Regions from separate parts of the Homo sapiens genome. Here all the other regions are linked to region 1. A link is an interaction called in ENCODE POLR2A ChIA-PET data of the cell type or tissue named here. Cell type or tissue: HepG2. All regions are shown on one strand. Links, peaks and the distances in the headings refer to the core of each region. The heading gives the core; the rest is flanking DNA. Region 1 overlaps ASPSCR1 (ASPSCR1 tether for SLC2A4, UBX domain containing). Region 2 holds the start of MAFG (MAF bZIP transcription factor G). Region 3 overlaps CCDC57 (coiled-coil domain containing 57). Region 4 overlaps ANAPC11 (anaphase promoting complex subunit 11).

The links. Peaks named below come from ENCODE experiments on the same cell type or tissue, not always from the same donor. Only the 100,000 strongest peaks of a DNase experiment are listed, where the experiment ranks them.
Region 2: POLR2A ChIA-PET joins it to region 1 with 30 read pairs; 9 of 35 experiments call an interaction of 5 or more read pairs at or near these places.
Region 3: POLR2A ChIA-PET joins it to region 1 with 10 read pairs; 7 of 35 experiments call an interaction of 5 or more read pairs at or near these places.
Region 4: POLR2A ChIA-PET joins it to region 1 with 17 read pairs; 6 of 35 experiments call an interaction of 5 or more read pairs at or near these places.

What each region holds. Positions count from the first base shown.
Region 1 is chr17:81,991,897-81,999,186 of GRCh38, reverse strand. It overlaps ASPSCR1 (ASPSCR1 tether for SLC2A4, UBX domain containing), which reads right to left. Exons shown (of 16, transcript NM_024083.4): 5 at 4,309-4,366; 6 at 3,122-3,195; 7 at 2,341-2,767. Among named protein-coding and RNA genes, the nearest start is that of ASPSCR1, 18 kb to the right of the region's middle. RefSeq lists an enhancer at 4,457-5,164. In HepG2, for the core only: CTCF peaks have their summits at 3,156 (motif pointing right) and 4,836; DNase peaks (open chromatin) are centred at 1,836, 3,126, 4,046, 4,846 and 1 weaker place; H3K4me3 peaks cover 2,441 bases.
Region 2 is chr17:81,923,241-81,930,530 of GRCh38, reverse strand. It overlaps MAFG (MAF bZIP transcription factor G), which reads left to right and starts at 2,796. Exons shown (of 3, transcript NM_002359.4): 1 at 2,796-3,003. MAFG-AS1 (MAFG antisense RNA 1) reads right to left here. Exons shown (of 3, transcript NR_186500.1): 2 at 6,317-6,452; 3 at 6,020-6,112. MILIP (MYC inducible lncRNA inactivating p53) reads right to left here and starts at 2,702. Exons shown (of 2, transcript NR_015454.1): 1 at 2,086-2,702; 2 at 1-1,055. RefSeq lists silencers at 2,203-2,722, 2,873-2,962, 3,343-3,392 and enhancers at 4,173-4,262, 4,770-5,725, 6,423-7,290. In HepG2, for the core only: a CTCF peak has its summit at 2,445; DNase peaks (open chromatin) are centred at 2,170, 2,720, 3,920 and 5,490; H3K4me3 peaks cover 2,441 bases.
Region 3 is chr17:82,101,051-82,108,340 of GRCh38, reverse strand. It overlaps CCDC57 (coiled-coil domain containing 57), which reads left to right. Exons shown (of 19, transcript NM_001394669.1): 19 at 6,475-6,871. The coding sequence ends at 6,659. Among named protein-coding and RNA genes, the nearest start is that of FASN, 6.5 kb to the right of the region's middle. RefSeq lists enhancers at 1-820, 1,950-2,279, 2,320-2,369, 2,651-3,564, 3,565-4,478 and 1 more. In HepG2, for the core only: CTCF peaks have their summits at 1,887 (motif pointing left) and 5,294 (motif pointing right); DNase peaks (open chromatin) are centred at 1,860, 4,170, 4,652 and 5,320; H3K4me3 peaks cover 2,436 bases.
Region 4 is chr17:81,893,178-81,900,467 of GRCh38, reverse strand. It overlaps ANAPC11 (anaphase promoting complex subunit 11), which reads right to left. Exons shown (of 4, transcript NM_001002248.3): 2 at 6,854-6,916; 3 at 5,882-6,001; 4 at 213-548. The coding sequence starts at 5,990. The coding sequence ends at 403. Among named protein-coding and RNA genes, the nearest start is that of ANAPC11, 5.1 kb to the right of the region's middle. RefSeq lists a silencer at 7,230-7,290. In HepG2, for the core only: no CTCF peak of the experiment used is centred there; no DNase peak of the experiment used is centred there.

The DNA.
Region 1 (7,290 bases), core at 1,661-5,660:
GCCTCCTCCCATCCCTGTCACCGAAAGCCGCATGACAGTCCCCCAGTCTGCCTCTTTTGGCACAAAACCCATAAATGCCACGAACACCTTAGTTCTGCAGGTGAGGAAGCTGAGGAAGTCAGGTTTCAGCAGCCCAGGTGCAGGGCTCTGATGCGGGGTCAGGACAGGGACAAAGGAAAAGTCAGCCACAGGGCCAGGGACCCCACAGACACGAGGTCCCCACGGTTGGGGGGAGGCGTGAGGGAGAGGGTCAGGCCACAGCCACACACAGGCATGCTCGGAGGTCAGCACCTGGCCGCCTGCCTGCATGCACTCCCCGCCAAGGGCCCAGTGCCCCAGTGGTGGGTGTAGTCTGCAGTGAGCAGTGGCCATAACCTTCGGAGAACTTCCAGAACCCAGAAAAGAGGGGCCACTGCCCAGCTCCCTTGTGAGCCAGGTGAAATTCGATTCCCAAACTGGATGAAGACAGAGCAAGGAAAAAAAGTCTGTCTCACTTATGAACACACATGCACAAGCCAATAAAATAAAGCATACGGTCATCTCCATTGATGCTGAAAACACTGAAACGGTTCAACACCCACTTAAGATTTTTTTAAATGTCAGAAAGTTAGGAATAGTAACTTTCTCTGCTTGATAAAGGCTTTTTATAGCACACATCATCCTTGGCAGAGAAATGACTAGTAATTCCTGTTACGATCAAGACAAGGAAGGATGTCTACTAAGATCGCCACGATCCAAAAGCACCAGAGGCCCATTCGCTGCAACACAGGAAGAAAAACGATGAGAGGACAAAGGGAAAGGTCTGCAGAGGCCCCGACAGAAACCAAGACGCCACTAGAACTAGCAAGGAGTCAGCCAGTCAAAGATGTAACAGGAAGCATGATACTATCCACAATATTATAAAAAGTAACTTTCAGGCCTGGTGAGGTGGCTCACAATTGTAATCCCAGCATTTTGGGTGGCTGAGATAAGAAGATCGCTTGAGCCCAGGAATTCGAGACCAGCCTGGGCAACAGAGAGAGACCTCGTCTTTATGAAAAATAAAAATAAAAATAAATTAGGCTGGGCGCGGTGGCTCAAGCCTGTAATCCCAGCACTTTGGGAGGCTGAGGCGGGCGGATCACCTGAGGTCAGGAGTTCGAGACCAGCCTGGCCAACATGGTGAAACCCCGTCTCTACTAAAAATACAAAAATTAGCTGGGCGTGGTGGCACACGCCTGTAGTCCCAGCTACTTGGGAGGCTGAGGCAGGAGAATCGCTTGAACCCGGGAGGTGGAGGTTACAGTGAGCCGAAAGTGCGCCACCACACTCCAGCCTGGGCGACAGAAGCAAAACTCCATCTCAAAAAAAAAAAAAAAGTGGGTGCCTCAGTAAAGGTGGTTTAAAACCAGAAAAAAGAGCTGGGCGCGGTGGCTCACGCCTGTAATCCCAGCACTTTGGGAGGCCGAGGTGGGTGGATCACAAGGTCAAGAGATTGAGACCATCCTGGACAACATGGTAAAACCCTGTCTCTACTAAAAATACAAAAAAATTAGCTGGGCTTGGTGGTGCGCGCTTGTAGTCCCAGCTACTCGGGAGGCTGAGGCAGGAGTAATCACTTGAACTTGGGTGGCAGAGGCTGCAGTGAGCCGAGATCGCGCCACTGTACGCCCACCTAGGGACACAGTGAGACTCTGTCTCAAAAAAAAAAAAAAAAAAACCCAGAAAAAAAAAAATCATTTGCCTGAGAAGCTAAGAACAAGCCCAGTGACCCTGCTCAGGTAGGAGGTGGGGCTTGATTCCAGACCAGATTGAAGACTGGCTGATGCGTTCACCAGCTCCCCCTTCCCTGGCCATAACCCGGAAGTTACCACCCCTTTTCTAGAGATTTCTGAATGCCCCACCCCTTAACGTGCATGTAGTTGAGTGGATGTAAATGTGACCACGGCCATGCCCTGAGCTGCTGCCCTCCATGCACCACCCCAGGGCGGCCCTGCTCTGTGCCACACATCACGGAGCCAACACGGAGCTGACACAGTTGCCGCCTTGTCATGGAGCCAACACGGCCTCATCCCGGAGCCCACACGGCCTCATCCCGGAGCGGACACGGCCTCATCCCGGAGCAGACACAGCCACCGTCTCAGTAAAGCTACTTTCTCTACCACCTGCTTACCCCTAAATTCCTTCCTGGGCGAAGTCAGAAGGCTCCTGTCCAGAGCCCCGCGTTTGGGTTCCTCTGCGCGTTTGGGTTCCTCTGCCCGCATCACGGCCACGCCACCAGGCTGACCAGCTAAAGCCACGCAGGGCTACACATCAGGAGAAAGGACACCCCCAAGTCCCAAGGCCTAGAGCCCCTTTTACCCGCTCCCGCTCCTGCTCCTGCTGGGGATCCCGCTCCCGCTCCTGCTCCTGCTCCTGCTGGGGATCCTGGCCCGACTTGGACTTCTTTGGCTTGGAGGGGCCTCCAGGGCTGGAGAGGGACTTCGGCAACTTAGCTGAAGATGATGTCAGAGGCCTCGTGGGCCCAGGAGGGCCCCCCAGTCTCTGTCCCCCACCCGAGAAAGGAACAAAGGGGGCAGCTGCGGGTGCCCTTGTGCTCTGCTTCTCCTGAGTGTGCTCGCAGCAGGGCCCTGAGGTGTCCGCGTCCTCCGGACGGCTCAAGTCGCCGCGGCTGAGCTCCCCAGATTCCAAGGGAAGTGGAGCGCTGGCGGCTGCCTGGCCAGCCGACGCTGACGAGCCCAGGCTTCCTGGGGTCTTGCCCACGGGGTCGTAGCACTTCATGACAAACCTGAGTGGGGCCAGAGGACAAGGGAAGCACCTTGTGGTGCCTACCCCCGGCTCACCCTCTCCCGGCCCAGGCTCACCCTCTCCCGCCCCCGGCTCACCCTCTCCCGCCCCCGGTTCACCCTCTCCTGCCCCATGCGCCCTCCCAAGATCCACCGCCCCTCTGGGGGACACAGAGATGAGGTCGGGGCAGCCCAGCCCCCACGCCCACAGGCAGGCAGAGGCCACCAGGCGCTCTCCATGATGAGGGCCTGGGTACACCTACTCCCCACTTGCCACGTGTCCTTTCTCCTTTCCTTTGAGACCACTTTTTTTTTTAGCTAAATAGACTCCTCGGCCCCAGCAGCACTGCCCTTACCTGATGGTGGCGCTGCCCCCGGTCAGGCCCAGCGACTGCAGCGTCGTGCCCCGCAGGGCAGCTTCACCCGTCACCTGCAGGAGGAGCAGCCAGGACAGGTGCGCCTTGCACCGGGACCCCAGAGCCCAGGGAAGCCCTCCGGGCACCGGCACCACCAGGACCACAGGCCACGTGCCCTCTCTGGCCTCCATCCTACCCACCCCCCACATCTGGCCCCTGCCGGTCCACACCCTCCACAAGGCCCAGCTTGAGTCTGGTCTGCAGCCGGGGCAGGACCTGCTGCCCATGCCTGACCGTGTCTCCCCCAGCCTGGTCTCCGCAGCTGGGACCCAAGCTCACTGAGGCCTGGGCTGGCAGAGCTGGGCTGCAAGGAGGAAGCCCTGGTGCCAGGACCCACTGCCCGGAGCGAGAGAGGCAGGAACGTGCTGTCACCCACGGGGGTGGCCATTCCTGGTGCTCAGCTCGGGGTGGGCAGGGATCGGGCCTGGCTGGCCACGTCCCATACGCTAACTCTGACCTGTGAGGAAGGGGTGGAGAAGCTGCCTCTAGCGAGGGCACAGTCAATGGCCCAGCACAAAAGCCAAAGGGTGTAAGGGTCCCTGAGGGCCACAGCCTCAGGACAGTGCTGGGCCTGGGTCCTGAGCCCCGTGGCTCATCCCCTCAAGGGAGGACGTAGACCTGAACCTCCCCGTCACAGCCCCAGCCAGGGAGCTTCCAAATGGGGATAAATGCGGGGAATGTCCTGGCCCCCCAGGGCCCCTCCGGGCCAGTGCCCCCCCACCCCAGCAAAGGGCACTCAGCCAGCGTGGAAACAAAAGGCCCCTGTGAGGCCAGGGACGAGCGCTAGGAGGGTCCCGCCACGGCGGGCTTTGCTTGCGCCACGCCACACTCGGTTTTGAAAATGATCAAAACACCGAGCAAAGCAAATATTTATTAAATGAAACCACTTTTGTGACTCTTGGGCTTTGAGAGAAGCTGAAAAAACAAACAGGGCGCCGAGGGAGGTTTCGGGGCAGCCCGGGCTCCGAGGGCCGGCCACTCCCTCTTTTTCCATGAAACACGTCGTGCTTTCAAGAGCCCGAGTCTCCCGCCACTGCCCTGGAGACGGCTGCGGGACAGCAGATTTTCCAGTTGGAAAGTGGGCTGAAAGTGAGCGGGGACTGGGTGAGCAAGAGCAGGCCGCCTACCTCATCCCTCGTGTACACGCAGACTGGGGTGGCCCCGCCGGGGTGCTGCAGGCACTCCCTGGGAGGAGAGGAAAGAAACCATCAGGTACCCCAGGGCAGCTCAACCAGTGCCACGGAGGCCCTGGGGCAGGAGACTCGGAAAGCAAAGGTGTGGGGCCCTCACCCAGCACCCACCCAGGACAGCGTCCCAGGCCCAGGCCCAGGCCACAGACCTCAGCCCCACTGCGCCCCACAACCACCAAAAGGAGGCACCTGACAGCCGGGGGCGCTCCCAAGGACCCTGGCCTGTGGTGCGTGGCCTGGGGGCTCCCCCCGAGACCTCCAGTCTCGGGGCCGCTGGCAGGACGTGGAGCTGCCGGCAGGGCCCAGGGACCGCACAGGAGGGGCGAGCAGCACTGGCTCCGGAATGCGGCTCACGGACACCTGTACTCAGGAGCCTGAGAGTCAGGGTACCGACGTCTGGGCTTTCATCTTAAGCCGCCCACTAAGAGGAGGTGCCCCTGTCTCCACCGCCTGATGTCCTCCTTCAAAGCCGACGCCTGATGTCACCGAAGCATGGAGGGAGGGGCGCTGCACTCCGCTCACGCCCGCTTGCCTGTGGCCGGGGAGGCCGTGCTTATAAGTCCATGTCGGACTCTGCCACCAGTGTCTTTCTGAGCCTCGCCCCGCAGGAGGCACAGCTGGACCCGTGCATGGGTGGGCAGGTATATGCAGCACGCCTCCCACACATGCCTGATGTGCATGGCAGCCCGGGAGACGGGCACATGCCGTCACATCCAGCCCCAGAGCATGTGAACTGCTGGTGGCACCTGCTGCATGAGGCGGGCTTGCCTCTGCGTTTCCAACTCCCCACCGTGAAATCCTCCCCACTGAGAAAAACAAAAGCCCTTCTCAGGCCTTCCTTGCAGATGCCCCTCATCAGTCCCTCTCCAGGGAGGGGAATCCGAGAGGAGGGGGCAGATGGCCAGAGCCTAGGCAAAGGGGAGGCCAGGGCCGGCCTCAGGTCATGCAGGTGCCCTGCCAGGCCCTATGGCCAGTGTGCCTTGCAAGGGCTCAGGTGGGACAGGAAGACACAGGCTGAGCTGGTGACCAGAACACAGGGGATAAAGATTAGGTAACAGCTGGGCTGGAAACTGCTTGCAGCAACCCTCCGGGATGGGGGGTACTGGGAGGGTCAGAGGGCAGGGTGCTGCAGTGTCCAGGTCGAGACATACGTGCACATCCATGCACAGAGCGGGATGCTGGGACAGGAACTCTCGGCCTCCGCCTGAACCCACCTGTGTGCTTACAGGGCCGCAGGGGTCCACTGTGCACTCACCGTGCCCCGACCCTGGGATCTGCTGACCTACTTGAAAGAGCAGGACTCAGCCGGGCGCGGTGGCTCACGCCTGTAATCCCAGCACTTTGGGAGGCCGAGATGGGCGGATCACGAGGTCAGGAGATCGAGACCATCCTGGCTAACACAATGAAACCCCGTCTCTACTAAAAATACAAAAAATTAGCCAGGCGTGGTGGCGGGCGCCTGTGGTCCCAGCTACTCGGGAGGCTGAGGCAGGAGAATGGCGTGAACCCAGGAGGTGGAGCTTGCAGTGAGCCGAGATCGCGCCACTGCACTCCAGCCTGGGCGACAGAGCGAGACTCCGTCTCAAACACAAACAAAACAAAACAAAACAAAAAAAAGGGCAGGACTTGCCTCCCTGAAATGAGAACAGACCAAGCAGAAAAGCCCAAGGTGCCACACCCAGGACAGGCCCAGCCCCGACACCTGGGGACTCGGCCACGTGTGTGGGTTTGACGTGTTTTCTTTTGTTTCGTGGCCTTTATTTTTCACGTCCTCAATCCTGGGGGAGGGGCATCCCTTTCCCACCCAGGCCCCGACTCTGACAGCCTGGTCTGGCTGCAGAGGCCCCACAGGGTCGTGGACTTAGCCCCATGGTCTCCCTGGGTCCACTGCCTACAGGGGAGCCCCTTCCCCAAGGGCCTCTAGCCTGTGGAGCACGTGCGCACCACACACACGGCGGGTGTCCTCTGCGCACAGGCTGGGACACACTCCCTAAGCTCCCGTCCCACAGAGCAGCCAACAAAGGGCCTTGGATTTGCCTTCCCTCCAAATGGCTGGAGACTCGGCCCAGAGGCCCCGAGACGCAGGGCTCAGGAAAACACAAGGCCTCAAAATGCGCCGGAGCAGAACCCGGACAGAGGCAGAGAGAGGCCTCAAGGAAGCACAGCCCCCAGGGCCAGGAAGGGGGACAGGGAGGGCCCAGGGTCCCCGCTCCCCAGCATGACACAGATGGCCAGGGGTCCGGAGATGGTCATGAGGCCACTTCTCTACGGCTGGGGAGGCCTGGGCTGAGGGGTGGCCAGAGTCCCAACTCACAGTCCTTCCCCGGCACTGACCGCCAGCTTGGGGACCTCAAATCACAAACAGGGACAGAGCACAGCAGCGTGACATCAAACGCCAGCCCGGCTTTGATGTGCGGCTCCTCCAGAGGGATCAGATTCCCTCCCTCATGCGGGATCTCAGGGAGGGGTGGTGGGCAATCGGTTCCAGACCTTCTACGCCGGCCCAGTGTGCAGGACGCCAGGGCCCGGGGGAAATTCCAGCGCCCGAGGAGACACAGCCCCTACTCCCCCTCCCCCACGCAGACCTCTGCAAGTCCCAATGTCCGCAGGGGCAAGACCCAGGGCCTCCCGGGGACCCCAGGCCAGGCCAAGCCACCAGACACCATGCTCCGAAGCCAGAAATGCAAGAAGTGCTTTGGGGCGCTTCCGCGGGTGCCTGCTCGCAGCAGGGTACTGGCACACTCTCACACACTCTCCAGCCAGCAGAGCTCCCCACCCGGCCAGGGCCAGAAGCCAGCGGGACGGCCAGGAGGGCAGACACGCCTCTGCTGCTGGCTTCGAGGGCATATTCTTTATGCACCACAAACCCCGCCCCGCTGGGGCCCCGCTCCGGCAAGGCGCGGCTGTGTGCTGGGGACA
Region 2 (7,290 bases), core at 2,111-6,110, 69 kb after region 1:
CACCATGCCCAGCTTTTTTTTTTTTTTTTTCTTGTAGCGATAGGGTCTCTATGTTACCAATGCTGGTCTCAAACTCCCGGGCTCAAGCGATTCTCCCACTGCCTCCCAAAGTGCTGGGATTATAGGCTTGAGACACTGCACCCGGCCTGCCGCAGTTTCTTGGTTGGAATTGCCCTGACTCCAGCTTGCCAGCTGGGGCCCTTGCCCTGCCCAATTCTGCCACGCCTCTTCAGTGCCCGGCTGACCCCTGTCCATGGTACTTGTGCAGGACAGGCTCAGACTCTGGAACCAGTGGGTCAGCAGCCCCTGGCCAGGCAGAGATGGGCAATGTCCACCCTGGGAGGGCCCTGCCTGGAGACCAGGGAGAGCAGGGCTGGACTGGACCCGTCTGGGTGTGGACGCTAGCACCTCCCTCCCGGCAGCATCTGGCTGAGATCTGCTGCTCTCAGGAGGAACCGATGGGGTCTTAAGGTCAGTCCCACAGAAGCTGCAGCCTGGGGCGGGAGGATGCCGGGGAAGTGCCTGCGGGGCTCAGTCCCACAGAAGGTGCAGCCTGGGGCGGGAGGATGCCGGGGAGGTGCCTGCGGGGCTCAGTCCCACAGAAGCTGCAGCCTGGGGCGGGAGGGTGCCCGGGAGGTGCCTGCGGGGGCCAGTCCCACAGAAGGTGCAGCCTGGGGCGGGAGGATGCCCGGGAGGTGCCTGCGGGAGGAGGCATCCAGCTGTGACGGGAAGTGAGCTCCTGGAGGTGCAGAGAAGTCCAAACAGGGAGCCAGGCCTCAAGGCCGCACTTAAAGCCGGTCGTGGAGATGAGTGTGCGGAGTGAGAGGGATGCTTGGAAACCTGTGGGCCTCTCTCGCAGTATCCCTCTCAGTACAGTAGCCTTTCGCGGTTCTGGTGGCCTCATGGTTTGGCCCAAGCATGGCTGCACCACTGTGTCCAGGGACAAGTGTCCTGGGCTCTCCGTGGGGAGCTGGCCAGGAGCCGCTGGGGAGGTGAGGAGATCTTCGTGCAGAGCCAGTGCCAGCCCTCACTGACCACGGAACACCTTCAGCTCTCTAGGAGGACAGGGAGACAGGTCCTAGGGGTTTGGCTTGGGCTGTTTCCACGTGGCACCTCCCCTCCCTCGATACTCTTTCTACAAGCCACCGTATGCTACTCTGCAGGTGCCTGGGACCCCACCCACCCCAAGAAGATTCTGGGGTGAGGGGCAGCAAAGGAGCCTGGGCAGCTCCCTGAGTGTCCTCCCCAGCCCGTCCTGCCCATCTCTATGACAGTGCCCAGGGAGGGGAGGACTGAGGCTCCTTCCCAGGAGAAGACAGCACCGCAGTGAGGACGATTCATAAATCCGTTCCAAATTCGCGCGGAGGTGCAAATGAGAGCGGGCTCGACCCTGTGAGGAGGAGTTGGGGTGTGGGAGTGAGTGGGGACAGCCTGGTGAGCGTCTGCCCGCGGGGTGGGGGCTGCCAGCCCCAGGGCCAATCACCCCTGGCTCCTGACGGCACCGTGGCTCCAGCTCCCGCTGTGTGGCACGGAGGGCGGGTCCTGAGGAGACTCGGGGGCCCGCCAGGTCCCCGCTGTGTGGACCTAGCCCTCACCGCCCAGCAATGCACGACTTCACCCTCCCGCGGAGCAGGATGCCCAGCGGCTCAGGGCGCCCTCCCCTCGCCAGCCCAGTGTGGTGTGGTAGGATGAGGACGCGAGCAGGGAGGAGAGGCAGGAGACGGAGCTGCACTCCTGGCCTCAGGGCCCCGTGTGCTGTTTTGTACACTAAGGTTGAGGCCTCGGAAGCCACGCCAGGACCATATCATGCCCCTAGAGCCTGTGAGACTCGGGCTGTGTCCAGAGCAGGGGGAGCAGGTCCCCGACGACTAAGGACACCACCGTAAGAACCACACGCAGCCCCACAGCGCACACGGCGACAACGTGCTGTGGGGCTCGGAGGAGTTCCTGGGGTCTGGCAGGGACAGGCGGAGGGACGCTTCTGAGCCTTACACCTCACGGCTTCGGGACTTTGGGGCCGGCCTGTTCATGGACGGAGCCCAGGAGGACCCCACAGCCCGTCCCCGCCCCTTCCTCCCCGCTCACCTGCTGGCGGGGCGGCCACCCTTCCCCTCCCAGGATTCACAGCTGCGAAGGGAAGAGGGTGGAGGAGAAAGTCCAGACACGGGATCCCCCGTTTATCTTCCTCCCGAGTCCTCGCCCCCTACCGCTGGGCATCTCCAACAAGCAGCGAAGTCTCCCCCGGGCGGAGCTCTGGGTACACGTGGCGCAGGAAGGGCCTGGGCAGCTCGGGGTCTGCTGCGCGGGCGGGGATCGCCCCTCGCTGCTGGGAGCTGCCAGGCCGTCCCCGCCCCGCGCCGCTCCGGGACCCCCGAGTTGGAATCGCGGGGCCCCGGCGGCGCCGTCCTGACGCAAGAGCGCCTCTGCCTGGCAGGGCCCAGGCCGGCACTCGAGGGGGCGCACGCAGAGCCTGCCCTAGGCTGAGCACTCGAGCTGGAAAACGCCGCCGGCGTCCGCGAGCTTGGACAGGGGCCCTGGACGGCGGGCGCAGGAGCCAGGCGAGGCAGGCTCCGGCTGCAGGACGCCGGGGGCTGGGGGTGGAGACCTGGCGCTTTGGCCGTGCGCCCAGGCCCGCCCGTGAGACCCCGCCAGGCGCTAGAGCAGCCAGTGTTGCCAGGGACGACGGCGCGCGGGTTGCGCATGCGCAGTTTGCCCTCCCGCCGCCGCGCCTTCCCCTTTAAGCGCCGGCCGGCCGCGTCGCCGCTTCATGAATGGAGCCCACGTGACCAAACATCATGTGACGTCTGTGGAGCGGCGGCGGCGGCGGCGGATCCCGAGCCTGGTCCGGCCCGGCCTTCCCAGTGCGCTCGGCCCGGCCCGCGCAGGCGGCGAGTCCTCCGAGCCCCGGGCCCGGACCCCTCGCGCCGGTCCCTGCCCCGCGCGGCCTCGGAGCGCGCGCGGCCCCGCCCCGCCCCGGCCTCGGCCCGCCGGGCCCGCAGTGTGGTGAGTGCGGCTGCGGCGGCGGGCCCGGGCGGTGGGGGCGGCGCGGCGGGGGCGGCGGGGGCCGAGGGGGCGCGCAGGCAGGGCTCCTCCCGGAGCTAGGCGGGCGGTTGGGGGCCCGGCGGCGGGGGCCGCTGGTTTCGGGTCTGCCGCGCACCCTGCTGGCGGCCCGTGCCTCGATTTCCCCAGCGGTCAGGAGCCAGCTCCTCCTGCCCCTGGCGCCCGGGTACTGGAGGTGGGCCGCGGGCGGCGGCGGACCCGCGGAGCCGGGCGAGTGCGGAGCGGACTCGGAGACCCGGGCGTCCTGGAGGGAGGGGCACTGGACGGCGGGAGGAAAGGGTGGGGTCGAGCGAGGCGCCCGGGGGTCCGCGCCAGGGCCCGGCGGCCCGGCCCGCAGCTGCTGATTCATCCGGTGGCCGCGTCAGCTCTCCCCGGCGCGGGGGTCCGCGGCGAGCCCGGGAGGAGGGGCGGCGATGGGGGTGCTGCGGGGAAGACCCTGCCCCTGGCTGGGGCTCGGGTTCCGTCAGTCGCGTGCCAGAGCCCGGAGGGAGACTTGCTGAGTCATCAGCGTGAGGTCACTCGGTGCTCAAGCTGATACCGGAGGGGATTCGAGCGAGGGGCCTCGGGGACTAAAAGGCCGCCAGCGGGAGGTGGGAGGGAGCCGTGGGGATGTGGGAGGGGGCCAGGCCCGGCGCCTTGGGGTGCCTGTTTAAGTGAGCGCCGAGCGATCCAGTTGAAGGCAGGGGTGCTTGAAGAGGAAGTGGGGGTGGCTCGCTGCAGGTGTTCTCCCGGGGTCAAAGGTGAAGCCCCGGGCGGTCCACCCCTTCCCAGGCGGCTCTTTTCCGGCAGCTGGTCCTGGTCCCAAGTCTGGAGCAGTTTTCCAAACTGGGAAATAGTTCCCTGAGTGAGGGAGGGGAGGAGCTTCGGTGGGCCGAGCTAGCCAAAGGGGAAGTCGGCTTTCCCTGGGACTGGCCTGGTTGGACAGCCCCTGGCCAGAGATCGAGGTCCTGGGAGAAAGAGGGGTGTGTGTACCAAGCCCTGGGTGACAGTGGGCTGGGCAGGGAGGAAGCAGGGGCAGCTCTACCAGGAAACGGCAAAGGGGAGGAAGCAGCCCAGCCTCTCTCCCCAGTTGGCCCTGGAGTCTGGGTTGAGACTGTAGGTGGTGGGAGCTTCAGGGTGCCTAGCCTTGGGGTGCAGCAGATGGGCTGGTGTGGATGGCACAGGGTGGCAGAACGCAGCACCCAGCCACCCTAAAGTTGTCGCTACCTGAAGTGGGGTCTCAGCGTTGTGTGAAGTTAGCAAAGGGAGTGGCCCTGTTGGGTGTCTGGCCTGGCAGCCCAGGACGCTTAGAAAGTGGCAGCTTGGGAGTGATGTGGCCAGAGCCACCTTTCCTTGGGTATGTGGAGATTCACGAAGGTTGACTTCCTTTGCCCAGGAGTTCATTTCATGGCTGGGTTAGGCTACTTTGTGGTTTGCCCTCAGGGATGCCCCCCGCCCCCCGCCACACACACACACACACACACACACACACACAGGTCCATTCTCAGTGAGCACCCCCCACACATACACACAGAACACAGGTCCACTCTCAGTGAGCCCCGGGGCTTATAGATTCCAGATGTTTCAATGTTTTAGCTGACCGTTGGCCTGGAGTTTGATGCCCTGGGAAAATTTTGGGGTCCTGGAGGGACATTTATGTACATCTTTTTTTTTTTTTTTTTTTGAGACGGAGTCTCACTCTTTTGCCCAGGCTGGAGTGCAGTGGCGCGATCTCAGCTCACTGCAAGCTCTGCCTCCCAGGTTCACGCCGTTCTCCTGCCTCAGCCTCCCGAGTAGCTGGGACTACAGGCGCCCACCACGACGCCCGGCTATTTTTTTGTATTTTTAGTAGAGACGGGGTTTCACCGTGTTAGCCAGGATGGTCTCGATCTCCTGACCTCGTAATCCACCCACCTCGGCCTCCCAAAGTGTTGGGATTACAGGTGTGAGCCACCGCGCGGCCCATTTATGTACATCTTCTCAGTCACTTATGCATCAGTGGAAACTAAGTTTTAGGTTCTGTTCAAAGAGTGACTTTCAGGAGCTGAGAGCTTATGGAGCAGAGGCCATGACTGCCGGGGAGTTTCGGCCGCTGGGCTTTGCAGCCAGGTGGGGCTGTCTGTGTTCAGGCACGGGAGTTTCTACTTTAGCCAAAGGAGACGGAGCTCCCAAATCTCCCTCCCTTTCCTGGCTCTCAGTGTGAATGGGTGGCCTAGGTACCCTCGCAGGTTGCGGAGCCGTGACCATCTGTGCCTCCTGCGTGAGGTGGGCTTATTAGCCTCTGGGAGCAGAGGGTGCATGACAGGCCCCAGCTCTGCCCAGCCTTGAGGGCTGGAGGAGGGCGGGGGCAGCTTCTCCTCAGTCCAGCTCCTGGGATCCCTGCATGGTCCCTCTCAGCCCAGGTCCAGAGGCCAGGCCAGGAGCCTGGAACGCACTGGCTGTGCTCAGGGCTGCCCCTCCCCCACCCCCCGGCGCACCTTTGATAGGAGGCGATGGCTTGCACTTGTGCTGAGTTCAGGCCTTCTGCGGAGGGCAAAATCTGTCGAGGAGGCACTTTTCCGTGTGATCTCTTCAGGAAGTCACCACTGTCATTGTGCTTAGCAGCAGGGGTGGGGGCGATGGGGGTGGGAGAAGCTGGTGCCAGGGCAGTGTCTCTGCACCCTGACTTGCACTCAAGGCTGGGGGGCCCCTCCATGCTTGGCTGAGGGCCTGTCTCCTGGGGCAGTGTTGTGCCGGACGTGTAGGAAAGGGCTCCTGTGGGCCTTCTGACCTCCAGCTCAGGTCTTCCCCATCCTTTATCTGGAAGAATCCAGTGGCTGGAGCCTCGGGACCTTGCCTCTGAGCTGGCTTGGCTGTGGGGAGGGGTCTCTGGCCTCCCCTCCCTGCTCTGTGCTTGCAGCCTCACCTCCTGGTCCCAGGCTGGGTGAGGTGGAGTCTTGAGCCTGGTGAGGATGTGTGCATCCGCCTGGCCACACTTCAGCTCCCCTGATGAGAGTAAGAAGCCCCCCAGCCCATAATTTCCTGAAGTGATCCTAGCTCCTCTGGAGGAGTCTCCCATCTGTCTGCATCAAACCTGGAAAGTGGGGGATGGAGCATGAGGCGGGGGTCCATGCCCAAGGGTCTGGTGGGAGCTGGGCTGAGCTGGGAATCCCAGAAACATCCTTAGCAAGAAAGTGAGAGCAGAGTGCTGGAGGGACCCCGAGTGGGGAAGAGTTGGTTGTTAAGTCCGGCCACCCCAGCACTTTTGTTTTTGCTCCCTGGCCCTGTGGGCACTCACCCGGGGCAGGGACCAGAGAGCAGGCTGCAGCTCGGAGGGGCTGACTCCGCCAGCCTTCACGTTGGGCAGGCCCGGGGTGGCTCACTGTGGGAGCCCTTGTGAAATACCCTGGATGGGGTGGGGCAGGGGCTGCTTCCTGCAACCCAAAGCCACAGGATGGTTACTCCATCAGTGGAGGAGGCCGACTGGGAGGTCTAGAGGGGCCTCGGGCCAGGCTCCTCCCAGCTGATGGCCTGCCACCTGGAAGGTGGGGGAACTCCCTGGTCAGTCCTGCCAACAGACCAGAGCTAGATGGACGGCCCACCCCCAGCTTTTCAAAGTTAGGAGGCTGGGAGACTCGGGGTTCCCTGTAGCCTCCTCTCTGGCCAGGTCCCCCGTGGGGCCCCTGTGCACCCAGGGAGCAGGGGGCTTTGTCCGAGGCCGGCTCAGGGGAGGTGGCTGTAGAAGGTAGGACCCTGGAAGATGCACACACAGGGTCACTGGCTGGCCCTCACCTGCTATTGGCCAGGCTGGGGGCTGCGGCTCTCGTGGGGCGCTGTTGGCTGGCGGGCCAGGGAGTGCGGGCGCGGCGGGGAGGCAGAGGCAATGTGCTGAGTCAGCGTGACTCGCCAGGAACAGCCGCGCTCTGGGCAGTGCCGGGGTTATTTTTAAAGCTCCCGGCTTCCTTCTAGGCCTGCCTCTCCCGCGTCTTATTCCTTCTAATCTCTCCCCTGCCCCTTGTCTTGCGCCTGCCTTCCTAACAGCCTTCAGTTCCCCTTCTCCCGTCAGACCTTCCTGACCTCCCACCTGGTTCTCTAGGGGCAGGGTGGACAGGAAGCAGCTCAGCCCAGCCTGGGAGAGGCCAAGGGCTGCCTCCTATCAGGTATTGGGGGCTGGGCACCTGGACAGCAGGCTGGGGCGGGCTGTGCGGCAAGGGCTCTTGTGAACTGGGCCGGGGGCGGGGGGGGGGGGGTGCGGCGAGGGTGGTCTCCAGG
Region 3 (7,290 bases), core at 1,767-5,766, 110 kb before region 1:
ACAGCCCGGCTGTCCACAGAGGAGCCCGTTTTCAGGGGTGGGATCACAGGTCAGGTGCTCTCTCAGCACAACTCCAGGACCCGGGCAAGCCATGACACTCATCTCACTAGGAGGCAGAGCGCCAGAGCGGCCGCAGGTCACTCGTCTCTGCCACTTGCTCTCCGAGTGCTCCAGAGTCAAGGACTGCGGCCTGGCCAAGGGGACAGTGGCCTGTGGCCTCTGACTCTGAGCTTGGAGAAGGCTTGCTGCTCCAACATCACGTGGACAGAGGCAAGGAGGCACGTGGGATTGGGAATGGGGATAGAGACCAGCCTGCCCCAGGAGCAGGTGGGTCCACCAGAAATGCTCATGCATTTGCTGACCAGGACTTCCATCCTGAGGTGTGTGCAGAGTGATCCAAAGCCCCCTCGTCCGTGCCGTGACTCTGGGCCCTGGAGCCCACCCCCTTTCTTTAGAAAAGCCTGTTCTGTAGGCATCTGTCCTGAGAGCACCCGATGGCACTGTAGGATGCTGAGAGCAGCTGAGGCAGGAGGGCCGGCGGCTGTTCCCTCCCAGAGTCCCATCTCAGGTGGACGCCGGTCCACGACTTCCAGCCCAAGGGCTAATGTGTCTTCTCCAGTCCACGTGGCAGGTGTTGCCAGGGGAGCGGGCAGTGCAGCTGTTGGACAGCAGGGGGTGTTTCTTCAACCCAGGCTGCCCTCCTTCTCCTGTCACAACAGGGCCCCATTCATTCTGGAACCTGCAGACCAACTCCATCCGCCCATCCTCACAGTGTGCCGAGCGCCAGGTCCAGAAGCACGCACCTACCTGGGGGCCTCTTCCTCCTTTCTGGCGGGGGTCCGCTTTGGCCCCTGATGCTAACCTCGCCCCGTGTGCCGTGCAGCTGGAGTCAAACGGAGGCGCAGAGACGCCATGGAGGGTGACAAGCCACACAGCAGGGTTCGAGGCAGCCACTCCCCACTCCCCACTCCCGCGGCATCTGTGCCCCACCCGGGTGCCAAGCCACTGTGCCATGCATCCCCCCACCCCCAACCTGCTGCAGGTGTGTGGGCCTTTGCCTCTTTTCCCAGGGGAACCAAAAACCCTGGGATCCAGAGGGTCATTGCCCAGATCTCTGGAGAGCAACTCCAGGGGCCTGGTCTCCAGGGGAGAAGAGGGAGTGGGGAGAGGCCTTTGGCCAGGCATGTGGCCCTCAGTGTCCTGAGCAGGTCGGGCAGCTGATAAGTGTGTGGCTGGCGTAGCTCCTGCAGAGCCAGGCTCCCTGGAGGAGCGTGTGGCCTCCTTCCCAGCTGTCCGCCCTCCTGCCAAGACATGCAGGGAGCAGCCCTGAGACACGGGTCTCAGGCAAAGTGAGTGGCAGGCAGTGCTGTTCCCCGGGGACATGGCGGTGACCTGCTGGTCTATGGCCCTGAGATGCTAGGGTGCCCACCTGGAGCTGTAAGCTGGCCTGGCAGACCTGGGAAGGCCCCATGGGCCCCTTTTGAAAGTTCCCTTTTCATGAATTTTACCCAGAATCTCCCCTGCACACTGGCCCCTGCTGCTTTTTGCTGTCCCCAGACAGTGCCAACAGAGACCACGAGTCGTCTAAACACCAGCCCAGGCACTCAGCACTCAGTGCAGAGTCCTGGCCCAAGGGGCATGAGGCCAGCATTCCTCACTTTAGGACCAGGAAACAGTTCCCATGCCTCCGAAACAGCGGAGACAGCTGCCACTTCCTGTCGCCCCAGCTCAGCCGCTGCCTGTCACTTTCCTTCCGGGGCCTCAGGGCGTTCTCCTGCGTTTACTCTTCTGAAAGGCAGGAGAAGGGTGGGGTGTGGAGATACCCAGAGGCTGTCCAGCTCTCAGGCCACTGCCTGGCCCTGGCTCTCACCGTCTCAGCCTCCTAGTGGCCTCCTCGGCACCCACCAGCCTGCAGCCACCTGTGCTTGGGGTTCTTGGCACCTCCCCTTCCTGTGGGCTGAGCTCAGATGGGCTCTGGTCGGGAGCCGGCCCAGGAGGAAGGCCATGCGTCTCTGGGTCTCTTCTCGCCCAAGTGAGGCCTGTGTGCCCGCCTTCCGTGATGCAGCCTCCGGTAGGGACAGACCCACGTCTCTCAAAGCCTTATGCCCACGATGTGTTTCCCTTGAATTCCCTTCCTTGGGGCTCCAGCTTGCACCCCACTACTAGGTGACTCCTCTCAAGGGCTGGGATGGGGCCCACATTGGGCAACACTGACAGGCTGTAGCAGACAGGCCTGGGCAGGCTCAGCAGCAGCAGGGGACCTGCCAGTGCCGTTGGGGGAGTAGCCACAGGCGCCCAGAGGAGGTGCTGGCATGAAACAAGGGGTCAGCCTGTGGTCGGCGCCCAGGCCCCCGAGGGCCCACCTCTCCTCTGCTCCAAAGGCCAGCAGGCGGGGCCTGAAGGATCTGGGGTTTCCTGCTGGCCCTGCCTCACCAGGCTGAGTGATGGGTGGCAGGACTGCCCAGAGCCCTGGAGCATGCAATGTCCAGTACCCTCCCCTCTTGTGCATCTGCCCAGTGGGGGCTCCAGGCTCCATGTGCCAGTGAGGTGGGGAAGGCAGCTGGACATAGCAGGCCCGGAGTGTCCCCCTGTGGAGGGACCGTGGGAACCAGATCACGTGGGCCTCCCTCCCCCTGTACCCCATTGCTCTCCTGTTGTCACACTCAGTCCCACAAAGGCAGCCCCGGGGCCACGGTGACCCCCCAGGGCTGAGCTCCAGGAGCTCAGGGGTGGGGGTGTCCATTAGGAGACTTTAGCAGGTGAGGGTTGACGCAGGCTGGGGAGACACGGGTGGGCGTGGCCTGTGAGCCTCCCAGGCGTGGGGACCCTGGAAAGGTGCACGCAGCTTCTGGAGATTCGGGGTGGGGGGAGTCAAGTCACATTCACTGTCACCGTCTGCACTAAAGGCCTGGGTGCCGTGCTGACAGTGGTGGGAAAAGCCTTGTTCCCAAGAGACTTGGAAATAACTAGATGCATTTGAGAAGGGTTGATCTTGGGTGCGTGAGGACCCCTGTGGCAGCCAGAGGGGGTTCAGCAGAACAAGGGCCCTTGACACAGCAGGGGTGAACCACACAGAGCAGCGGAGGCCACAGGGAGACGGAAGGGCCTCTGTGCCACAGAATGGACTTGAGGCCTGAGCTGCCATCAGGGCCAGGCCCTCCCCAGCCCCAAGGCAGGCTCTGGAGAACCAGGGAAGGCGTGGGCTCACCGTCTGGCCCTTCCCAAAGCCCTAGGAAGCCACGTAGGTGTGCCCAGGGGCACCCAGAGAGCCCGGAGCAGCCTGGAGAATGAGCCACCAGAGGCCAACTTGGTCAAGAGCTGAGCTGAGGCTCAGGTGCAGGAGAAGAAACTCACAGGGTGGCCAGAAAGCTGGGGACCAGCTCCGTCCTCTTTGTGCTCAGAGTTCTCATGCCCCCAGGCTGAGACGGGAGTGAGGGCCGCACCTTCCCTGCAATAGGACAGGCTATGTCCTCCCTGAGATTCCACCAGCTTCAAACCTCCAAGCCGGGCTTGGTGGCCCACACCTGTAATCCCAGCACTTTGGGAGGCCGAGGTGGGTGGATCACGAGGTCAGGAGATCGAGACCATCCTGGTTAACATGGTGAAACCCCGTCTCTATTAAAAATACAAAAAACTTAGCGGGGCGTGGTGGCGGGCGCCTGTAGTCCCATCTACTCGGGAGGCTGAGGCAGGAGAATGGCGTGAACCCGGGAGGCGGAGCTTGCAGTGAGCTGAGATCACGCCACTGCACTCCAGCCTGGGCGACAGAGTGAGACTCCGTCTCAAAAATAAAAATAAAAATTTAAAAAACCCTCCAAGTATGGTGCAGCCGCCTGAGGGGACGGAGCCCAGCCTGGGTGGCCCTGCCTCAGCACACACCAGGACCTGGGAGGGGTTAAGCCTGGGAGGGGCAAGCAGGCCCCAGTCCCCCTCCCCTGGTTAATCACTGCAAGGCCTTGGATGTTTCAGGAACTTTCCAGAAGCTCAGTTCGGGGCCAGAGCACAAGCAGCCCGTGGGGGAGGGGTGCAGGACCCAAGAGGCGCGTTCCTCACGCTGTGCCCGGCAAACTGTGTGTCCACATGGTTTCCCTGCGGCCCAGTCAGCCCAACGCAGAAAGAGAAATCCCGGCCAGGCTCGGCAAAACAGGTCAGGCGAGAAGGCGGGGCAGAGAGTGGTGGAGGCCAAGAGCGTTTTTACACACCAGTTACTGGGTTGACCTCAGATTAGCATCAGGTAGAAGAATCCGGGGTCACAGGGAGTCACGCCTGGGGCAGCCGCCTTGACACATCCAGCTCCGTGCCTCTGACCTAGGACTGGCTGGGCTGGGGCTGTCCGCTGCCCTGGGGTCCTGGGCTCATGGCCAGTTCCCTGCCACCATCACTGAGGAGGGCTCCGCAGGAAAAGGACCAGTGAAGAAACCAGAGCCTGTAAAGTGGATATTCTGAGCTAGGGGCCGGCCTGCCCTGGGGAGGGGGCCAGCTCACCCTCCCTGCCCCTCCCTGCCCCTCCCTGCCCCGGGGACTGTGACCCACTCACACCTCCCTGCTTCGCCCCGGGATACAGCCAGGGTCCTCCCAGCAGGGCCAGCTCAGGCCTCCCAGGCAAAGGGGCAGGCCCTTCACCCCCCTCCCTCAGCTCACTTTTTCTGAAAATCCCCACAGGCTTTGTCTGAGGAGGATCAAGCCGGGCAAAGCCCCCAGAATCCCTGAGCATTACAGAGGGACAACCAAGGCCTCTGGGTTTGAGGAGATGCCTCAGGGTCACAGTGGAGCACTAGGGCCTGGTCAGAGGACCAGCTTCCCCGCAGGAAGCCCTTTCCACGGGATACCCCACCCTCTGCCAGCCAGTGTGGGGGGTGGGGGGAGGGAGTGGGGATGGGGGCGTTGGCCGGGACCAGGAGGTCAGGCAGGCTTATTGTTGAGAGATAAAGGGTGGTAGCCTTTGTGTGAAGAGGAGGAATTCCTCTGGGGGTTGGAAACAAAGGGAGCAGGCAGCGTCCAGGGCCCCCCAGGACCCCAGCAGGGGGCCAGGGACTGTGTGACCCCAACGGGGCTGCAGGAAAAGGAAGACTGGTTCCGGGTGTCTTGAGACCCCAAGAGTGGATCGGAGTGGAAGAAGCTGAGATGGGAAGAGGGGCCCAGGGCCAGGGCTGGGAGTGTGTGGCTGCCCCCATGGGCACTGCGCAGCCCAGCTGAGAGTGCGTCATTGCCGGTGTCCCCAAAGCACAGACGCTTCCCAGTCACCCAGGCTGCACGCAGACCACACAGGCTGGGCTCCAGCAGGAGGCGTTGGCCGCCCGCTGACCTGCCTGGGTCAGCCTGTCCAGACTGCCCACTGGGCCACATTCAGCCACGTGCTGGAGTCCTCTAGACCTCACCCCAGCCACAGTGTGGCCACGCAGTGGACGCTGAGCTCACATCTTACTGTGGGGTTTTTTTTGTTTTTTTTTTTTTTGAGATAGAGTTTGCCCTTGTCCGCCCAGGCTGGAGTGCAGTGGCGCAATCTCGGCTCACTGCAACCTCTGCCTCCCGGGTTCAAGCGACTCCGCTGCCTCAGCCTCCTAAGTAGCTGGGATTACAGGTGCCCGCCACCGTGCCCGGCTAATTTTTTGTATTTTTAGTAGAGACGGCGTTTCACCATTGTTGGCCAGGCTAGTCTTGAACTCCTGACATGAGGTGATCCACCCACCTCGGCCTCCCAAAGTGCTGGGATTACAGACGTGAGCCACCAAGCCCAGCCCTTGCATGGATTTTTAGTAACATTTTGCTGTTGTTTTACCAAAAAAAACCCCCACATTCTTAATTGAAAAAATGAAAAATAGAGAAAAACTGGCCAGATAAAGAAGATCACCTACAACACCCCTCTGCGAAGATGGTTTTAGCCGATGTTTAGGAAGGGCTATCTGGCATTTAGGCCCCAGCCTCTGTGTGTAGCGCACTCCTGGGCCCTTGGCCTGTGCCTGGCCACGTGGTGCCCACCAGCACGGCCTTTCCTTTGGCCTCAAAAGCCTGGCACTGCTGGCCCATCGGGGAGGCGGGGGCAGGCAATGTGTCTCAGATGGTAGGGACACCCGGGGCAGCCTGGGGGGAGGAGCTTTGAGTCAACCATTTACCCCAGCACCCCTGCCCCCTCCTGGGACCCATTACCACACAGCACCCCTGCCCCCTCCTGGGACCCATTACGAAATGGTCACAACAGGACCATTTTCAGAGCCACATGTCCAGGTGCCCAGTGGAGGGGCAGGCCCAGTCCCTGCCAAGCAGGACCCACTGAGCAAGGCGAGGCCACAGCTCTCTGGTCACTCCAGGATCCTTTGGCCTTCACGGACTCCTGGAGGAAAGCCAGGCCAAGGGTCACAGGGCCCCCGCTGGCCGGGAACACGGAAGTGCTGCACCTGTGCAGTGCCTGTGAGCACAGCCTCCTGCTCCCCCTGCCATCCTGATGCATGCTGTTTTTTCCTCTTTACCTGACAGAGCTCCCAGCTCCTCCAGCAGCCGACAGGAGGCCCGTCAAGATGCAGGCAGGCATTGCCACCCCAGGGATGAAGACAGCAGCCCAGGCAAAGGCCAAGACCACAGGAGCCTCCCGGTCTCATCCTGCAAAAGCTAAAGGCTGCCAGAGGCCCCCCAAGATCCGTAACTACAACATTATGGACTGACTTCCTCCCCCCACCCCGCCCCACTAAGGGGTGCTCGGGGCCTCCGCATGGTGCCTGTGCTTTCACCTACGTGTTGTGGGGGGGTGTGGGCACAGCGTGCAGGGTGGAGGCAGGGAGCTGCAGGGCAGGCTCCCAAATGCTGCTGAGGCGACCCTGCTGACTGAAGGCCTCCCTGAGCACAGGGCCCATTAAAACCAGGTTCCTCCCTGGGGCGTCTGCTTGGCCTTAGCGTTGTTTATCTGTCCTACTTGGGAAATGCAGTATCAAGTGCCTGTGCCAGAGCCTGGCCTGCCCGTGTCACCACCCACAGCCATCTGCACACCAGTGGTGTTGGGGACAGTGTGGCCTTCCTCAGAGCCTGGTAGCAGGTAGGGGGCAGATCAGAAAGCCCACCCACAAAGCAGGCGTCTCCTGAGAGTACCATGGGAGGGGCCCTCCCAGAAGGAGTGAGAGCCTTGGATCCCAGTGAACCGGGCCAAGGTGACCCCTGGAAGCCAGGTGGGCACCTGGGCCTCATGCAGGTTGGGGTGTGCATGTCAGGTGCTGGCAGGGTGGGGGCCAACCGGGGACAGCGGTCACTGCTGGGCCTTCCACGTCCACCCCCACGAAGGATAACAGCAAAATGTCCCTG
Region 4 (7,290 bases), core at 1,139-5,138, 98 kb after region 1:
CCGCCGCCGGCAATCCAGCAGGCAAGAGCATGCCTGAAGAGCATGCCCCAGGCTCTACCGTCTGATCCTGCTCCTTCTCCTCCCAGTCATGACTCAGGGTTTGACGAGGGCCTTGGCGTTTCACGGAGATGTTTATTCATGAGAGTTTTCATATCAAAACACACCGAGACCACATCTATATGCCGAGAACACAGGCACCCAGAGGCCTCCAGCAAGATTTGAGTAGTTTAATGAGTTTTCACTTATTGGATAAAAGTGTCAACATAGTGATGGCAAAACAAACGCAGCTCCAGCCCTTGTTTCCACCTTGTTGCAGCTCAGGGGCGCTGTCCCCAGCAGCCATCGGCGCCAGCATGAGGAAGGAGTCTCAGGATGCCCCTCCAGCGAGAGCCAGGTCGGGCCTCACTCCTTGAACTTCCATTCCTGGCGGCACATGGGGCAGTGCTGCTGCACCTGCTGTGCGTGCAGCCACTTGAGGATGCAATGCATGTGGAAGCAGTGGGAGCACTGGCCCCACACCAGCGGGCAGTCGTCGCCGGGCACCTTGCCTACGGAGGGGAGGTGGGGAAAAGGACAGGCATGACCAGGCTGGACACAGAGCATGTGACAAGCCAGGCAGGGGTGCAGGTAGGGACCCTGGGCAGTGGCTCCAGCACTGCAGCCTCTCATGTTTCAGAGAAGCCGAAATCAGGAGTGTTACCCAATCGGTCTCCTGACCAGCCCGCCCCCAGGCGAAGACCAGCAATGACCAAGGGACACCGGACATGCGGCCTCCACCCGGGGCAACCGCAGCAGGCGCCTCCCCTCACCCAGGCTCATCATGCTCAGTGGGGAGCCCAGGGGCCTCTCTGAGGAGGTGGCGCTCTGGCCTAGCCCACCCTGTGTCCCCTGTGCTTGAGGCTGGGGAAAAAGGGCAATGTCTGACCTACAGGCCCTGGGCCCATCTGCAGACACTTGATCTGTGATGCCAAAAAGGTCACATGAATGGTCAAGGCACCAAGGAGACGTGCATCTGAGTAGTGAACTGGTCTCTTGATCAAGGGCAGGAGGGGTGGGGTCTGGGGACCTAGAAGACTCTTCCCTAGACATCAGGGATCCGGTGTGCTGCCCAGGCGTTGGGGAAGCTGTGTTGATGGGCACCTGTGGATGGGCCCTGCCTCCCAGGACAGGCACAGGCTGCGGGCACCAGCCCAAACACCTAGAAATGCTTTCTCCATGGAGAGGACCTGACACAGAGAGGGATGCTTGTATCAGCCATGATCAAGAGAAATGAGTGTCCCTGATCTCCAAGAGCCTGGAAACCCCTGAGGAACAGCTGCTGCCAACAGAGCACAGCAAGTCCCAGCCCCAGCCCCACGGCAGGGTCGGCCTGGCATTGTGGAGCTGGAGCTCGTGGCCACCCTCCTGTCCTGGCAGCGCCGGCCCCACGGCATGCCCACTCCCAGCCCTGGGAGGACCTGCCCGTGGGGGTTTCTGGCCTCAGCACAACTCTGCTTGATATCGGCCCTTTCAAATGAGAGCTGAAGCCTGCTAGCCCCCTGAGGAGAGGGGTCTGGGCCACTCTGAGTACTCGGGGGAGGCCTCGTTTAGTCAAAGGTGTCACTTCGTTCTAGTGCATTCCCCACCCGAAGCCGGCCTGGGGTGTCTGATGAGTCCGCAGATGCACTGAGGGTGACTCATTCCAGGACCTGCTGGTCTCCTGATTGCATTTTTTTAAATTAAAACTCCTCTCGGCAAAACTGCACTGCCACCAGAGTCCCCTGGGATGCGGGATGGACTCATTGTTTACCAGCCTCGGGCTCCCACGGTCTTTGTTGAATGAACTTAGTCACTCTGAATTTTTCACAGGAGTTCAATTTTAGCAAAAGAAACCTGGTGCTGCTTAGTATGGAAGCACATTGGACTCGTCAAACGCTTTGCGCGTTAACACTGACTCACTATGACTTAACCATCAGCAGGTCCAAAAATTAGACTCTCAACTCCTGAGTCTCTGCAGCCAACAGGCCCCATGTTAACAAAGCCTGAGCACACTGTGTCAGCGGAGACATGCTGAGTGTTCAGGGCAACACCCTCTGGATGCCCCATCACAGGCCCAGCTGGCATGCTGCAGGGCGGGCTCTGCAGGCTGCCTGTGGACCCACCACTGCAGTCACTTGGGGGCTACCTAGCACCACCTCTAATCCACAGGATTCACCACCCACATCTGGCCCACGGATGCAGCCAGACGAGGTGTGGACACATGGTTCGGAGGAATTTCAGAAGTTAAGCTGCTGCTCCAGAAGTCGAATGCCTGCCCTCAGGGCATCCCACGCACTCTTTGTTACATCCTTAAGAGCAATTTAAAAGAGATCAAATAAAACTGTGCCTTGTGAATTTAGTTATTAACCTAATTAGCTATTAACTACAAATCCAATCAGGTAGAGTCAATCAATAATTTCCTAAGATTACACCCTACCCGTTTGATTAAATGAGGATTAATTCCTGAGTGATGAGATTTCTATTTAGCTAGGGCCAATGTAAAAGTTAAGCCTAGAATAAAAAGTATTTGTACGGGCCAGGCGCCACACCTATAATCCCAGCACTTTGGGAGGCTGTGGCAGGACAGAGCCAAGAGTTTGAGACCAGCCTGGGAAACATAGTGAGACTCCATTTCCACAAAAAAAATTAAAAATTTATGTAGTTTTGTTCAGGCATGGTGGCTCACGTCTGTAATCCCAGCACTTTGGTATGCCAAGGCAGGCAGATCCCTTGAGCCCAGGAGTTCAAGACTAGCCTTGGCAACATAGCAAAACCCTGTCTCTACAAAAAATAAAAAAATAAAAAATTAGCCAGGCATTGTGGAGCATGCCTGTGGTCCCAGCTACTTGAGAGGTGGAGGTGGGAGGATCACTTGAGCTGAGGAATTGAAGGCTACAGTGAGCTATGATTTTGCCACACTGCACTGCCGCCTGGGTGACAGCAAGACCCTGTCTCAAAAAAAAAAAATTGTACTAAGATTCAGTCATCTCAATTTCACCTTAAGAAGCAAAGACAGGGGCGGGTGCAGTGGCTCACACCTGTAATCCTGGTACTTTGGGAGGCCGAGGTGGACGGATCACCTGAGGTCAGGAGTTTTAAGACCAGCCCGGCCAACATGGTGAAACCCTGTCTCTGCTAAAAATACAACAAGGGCTGGGCGCAGTGGCTCATGCCTGTAATCCCAGCACTTTGGGAGGCTGAGGTGGGCGGATCACGAGGTCAAGAGATCGAGACCATCCTGGCCAACATGGTGAAACCCCATTTCTGTTAAAACTACAAAAATTAGCTGGGCATGGCGGCGAGCGCCTGTAGTCCCAGCTATTCGGAAAGCTGAGGCAGGAGAATCACTTGAACTAGGGAGGCGGAAGTTGCAGTGAGCCAAGATCGTGCCACTGCACTCCAGCCCTGGTGACAGAGTGAGACTCTGTCTCGAAAATAAATAAATAAATAAAAATAAAAATACAACAAATTAGCTGGCTGTGGTGGTGCATGCCTGTAATCCCAGCTACTTGGGAGGCTGAGGCCGGAGAATCCTTTGAACTCAGAAGGGTGGGGGTTGCGGTGAGCTGAGATGGTGCCATTGCACTCCAGTCTGAGCAACAGGGCAAGACTCTATCTCAAAAAAAAAAAAAAAAAAAAAAAAAAAAAAAAGCAAAGGAGGCAGATGAGTGTGGTGGTATGCTACTTGGGAGGCTGAGACAGTAGGATGGCTGGAGCCCAGGAGTTCACGTCCAGCTTGGGCAACACAGTGAGACCCTGTCAATCAATATGGGCATGCACCTGGCCCTACAAAAATACGCCTGGTTACTTGGGGTAGTGAGTAGCTTCTCGGTCCTCCCCATTCCCCACTGTCCTCTCCATTCCCCACTGTCCTCTGGGGAGTTCTTCTTGTCCTCCCTGGGCAAAACCTTGACCCTTGCTTCTGCTTTACGCTCATTTCGGTCTCATGAAAAACCATTTCGCTGATGCAAAACTCTGCTTTCAACCTAAACATAATCAAACATTTCCACTTTTTTTCTTTTTTTTTGAGATGGAGTTTCACTCTTGTTGCCCAGGCTGGAGTGCAATGGTGCGATCTTGGCTCACCACAACATCTGCCTCCCAGGTTCAAGCGATTCTTTTGCCTCAGCCTCCTGAGTAGCTGGGATTACAGGCATGCACCACCATGCCCGGCTACTTTTTTGTATTTTTAGTAGAGACGGGATTTTACCATGTTGGCCAGGCTGGTCTCAAACTCCTGACCTCAGGTGATCCATCCACCTCGGCCTCCCAAAGTGCTGGGATTACAGGCACCTGCCACCATGCCCGGCTAATTTTTTTGGATTTTTAGTAGAGTCGGGGTTTTGCCATGTTGGCCAGGCTGGTCTCGAACACCTGGCCTGAAGCAATCCGCCTGCCTTGGCCTCCCAAAGTGGTGGGATTACAGGTGTGAGCCACTGCGCCTGGCCTATGCCATTCAATTTTGAGAATTTTCAAATAAAAAGTTTAAACTAATCTTTTTTTTGTTTGTTTTTTGAGATGGAGTCTTGCTCTTGGCTCACTGCAACCCCCGTCTCCCAGGCTCAAGAGATTCTCCTGCCTCAGCCTCCCCAGTAGCTGGGATTACAGGCACACGCCACACACCCAGCTAATTTTTGTATTTTTAGTAGAGATGGCGTTTCACTATGTTGGCCAGGATGGTCTCAATCTCCTGACCTTGAGATCCATCCACTTCAGCCTCCCACAGTGCTGGGATGACAAGTGTGGGCCACCACACCCTGCCTTGATCTCTTGACCCTGTGATCTGCCTACCTTGGCCTCCCACAGTGCTAGGATGACAGGTGTGAGCCACCGTGCCGGCCTCCATCTCTTGACCTTGTGATCCGCCCGCCTCGGCCTCCCACAGTGCTGGAATAACAGGCGTGGGCCGCCATGCCGGCCTCCATCTCTTGACCTTGTGATCTGCCCGCCCAGACTCTAATCTCTTTTTAATCCCACGTATTTCACAGCTGAGTTTCATCCTATGGAGTCTGTGACAGGATCTTTATATAAACATGGGTACCAACCACCTGGCTTTTTTTCTATCAACTTTTCTTCATGAGATGAAAATGAAAATGTTGGGGGGGGCACGGTGGTTCGCGCCTGTAATCCCATCCCTTTGGGAGGCTGAGGCGGGTGGATCACCTGAGGTTGACAGTTCGAGACCAGCCTAACATGGAGAAAGCCTGTCTCTACTAAAAAATACAAAATTAGCCGGGTGTAGTGGCACATGCCTGTGATCCCAGGTACTTGGAAGGCTGAGGCAGGAGAATCGCTTGAGCCCAGGAGGCGGAGGTTGCAGTGAGCCGAGATCGCGCCATTGCACTCCAGCCTGGGCAACAAGAGTGAAACTCCATCTCAAAAAAAAAAAAAAAAAAAAAGAAAAGAAAGAAAGAAAAGAAAATAAAAATGTGGGCCAGGCAAAGTGGCTCACACCTGTAATCCCAGCACTTTGGAAGGCTGAAGCGGGCAGGTCACCTGAGGTCAGGAGTTCAAGGCCAGCCTAGCCAACAAGGCAAAACCCCGTCTCTACTAAAAATAAAAAAATTAGCCCAGCATGGTGGCACATGCCTGTAATCCCAGCTGCTTGGAAGGCTGAGGCAGGAGAACCGTTTGAACCCGGGAGGCAGAGGTTGCGGCAAGCCGAGATCGCGCCATTGCACTCCAGCCTGGGAAACAAGATCGAAACTCGGTCTCAAAAAAAAAAAAAAAAAAAGAAAATGAAACTGGGTATTTCGTGCAGGTATTTAACAGGAGCTACTGAGGCTAGTCCAGCAGGCAGCAGACAGCACAGAGGGGACACTCACAGTCGGGGCCGCTCAGACAGCATGGAGGGGACACTCACAGTCAGGGCAGCATCCGTTAAATGCCATCCTGCAGATGCCACAGTTCTCATCGTTGGCCACCCAGAGCCAAGTGGCCACGCCGTTCCAGCACTTAATCTTCACCTTCATGGCAGCAGAGCCTGCGGCGGAGGGAACAGGACGACTGGCTAAATTGAGTCTGCAGAGCTAGAACGTTTAGGCACCAACACAGGTATAAGCCTGCCACAGTGCAGTCCCAGCTACTCAGGGGGCCAAGGCAGGAAGATCATACCGGCCCAGGAGTCCGAACCCAGCCTGGGAAACATCGTGAGCCCTGTTTCTATTTTATTTTACTTTTATTTTTATTAATTTTTTTTTTTTGAGACAGAGTCTCACTCTGTCACCCAGGCTGTAGTGCAGTGGCATGATCTCAGCTCATTTCTTGTGCTTCGGCCTCCTGAGTAGCTGAGGCTATAGGCACGTGACTCCACGCCCGACTAATTTTTGTATTTTTAGTAGTCGAGGTTTCACCATGTAGGCCAGGCTGGTCTTGAACTCCTGGCCTCAAGCGATCTGCCACTGCGGCCTCCCAAAGTGCTGGGATTACAGGCGTGAACCCCTATGCCCTGCTATGAGCCCCGTTTCTATTAAAACAAATAACAAGTAAAGGGCTCTGGGCCCAGAGGGTCAGGGCTGCAGGGGAGCTACGGGAGAACAGCAAGCCCCAGCAGCAATCCGCTTTGTGGCTCACACCTGTGATCCCAGCACTCTGGGAGGCCAACTCGGGAGGATCGCCTGAGCTCAGGAGTTTGAGACCAGCCTGTGTAACACAGTGAGACTGAGTCTCTACCAAAAAAAAAAAAAAAAAAAAAGGAAAAAAAAGAACTATCTGTGAGGTTTCTTTAGCCATCTAGAGAAAGGGCACACTCTTCTCTCCAAGGGAAGGGACTCAGCTCCTTACGGACAAGGAGATCACATTTGGGAGCACAGGACAGTCAGGAGTTTGGTTTTACCTCACGTTGAGGATATCTTCAAAGATCTCAAATGGGCCTGGCCAACATGACGAAACTCCGTCTCTACAAAAAATACAAAAAAATTAGCCGCAGGTGGTGGCTCATGCTTGTAATCCCAGCACTTTGGGAGGCCGAGGAGGGTGGATCACTTGAGGTCAGGAGTTCGAGACCAACCTGGCCAACATGGTGAAACCCCATCTCTACCAAAAAAACAAAAATTAGAGGCCAGGCGTAGTGGCTCACGCCTGTAATCCCAGCACTTTGGGAGGCTGAGGCAGGCAGATCACAAGGTCAGGAGTTCAAGACCAGCCTGGCCAACATACTGAAACCCTGTCTCTACTAAAAATACAAAAAATTAGCCGGGTGTGGTGGTGGGCAACTGTAATCCCAGCTACTCGGGAGGGTGAGGCAAGAGAATCACTTGAACCTGGGAGGCG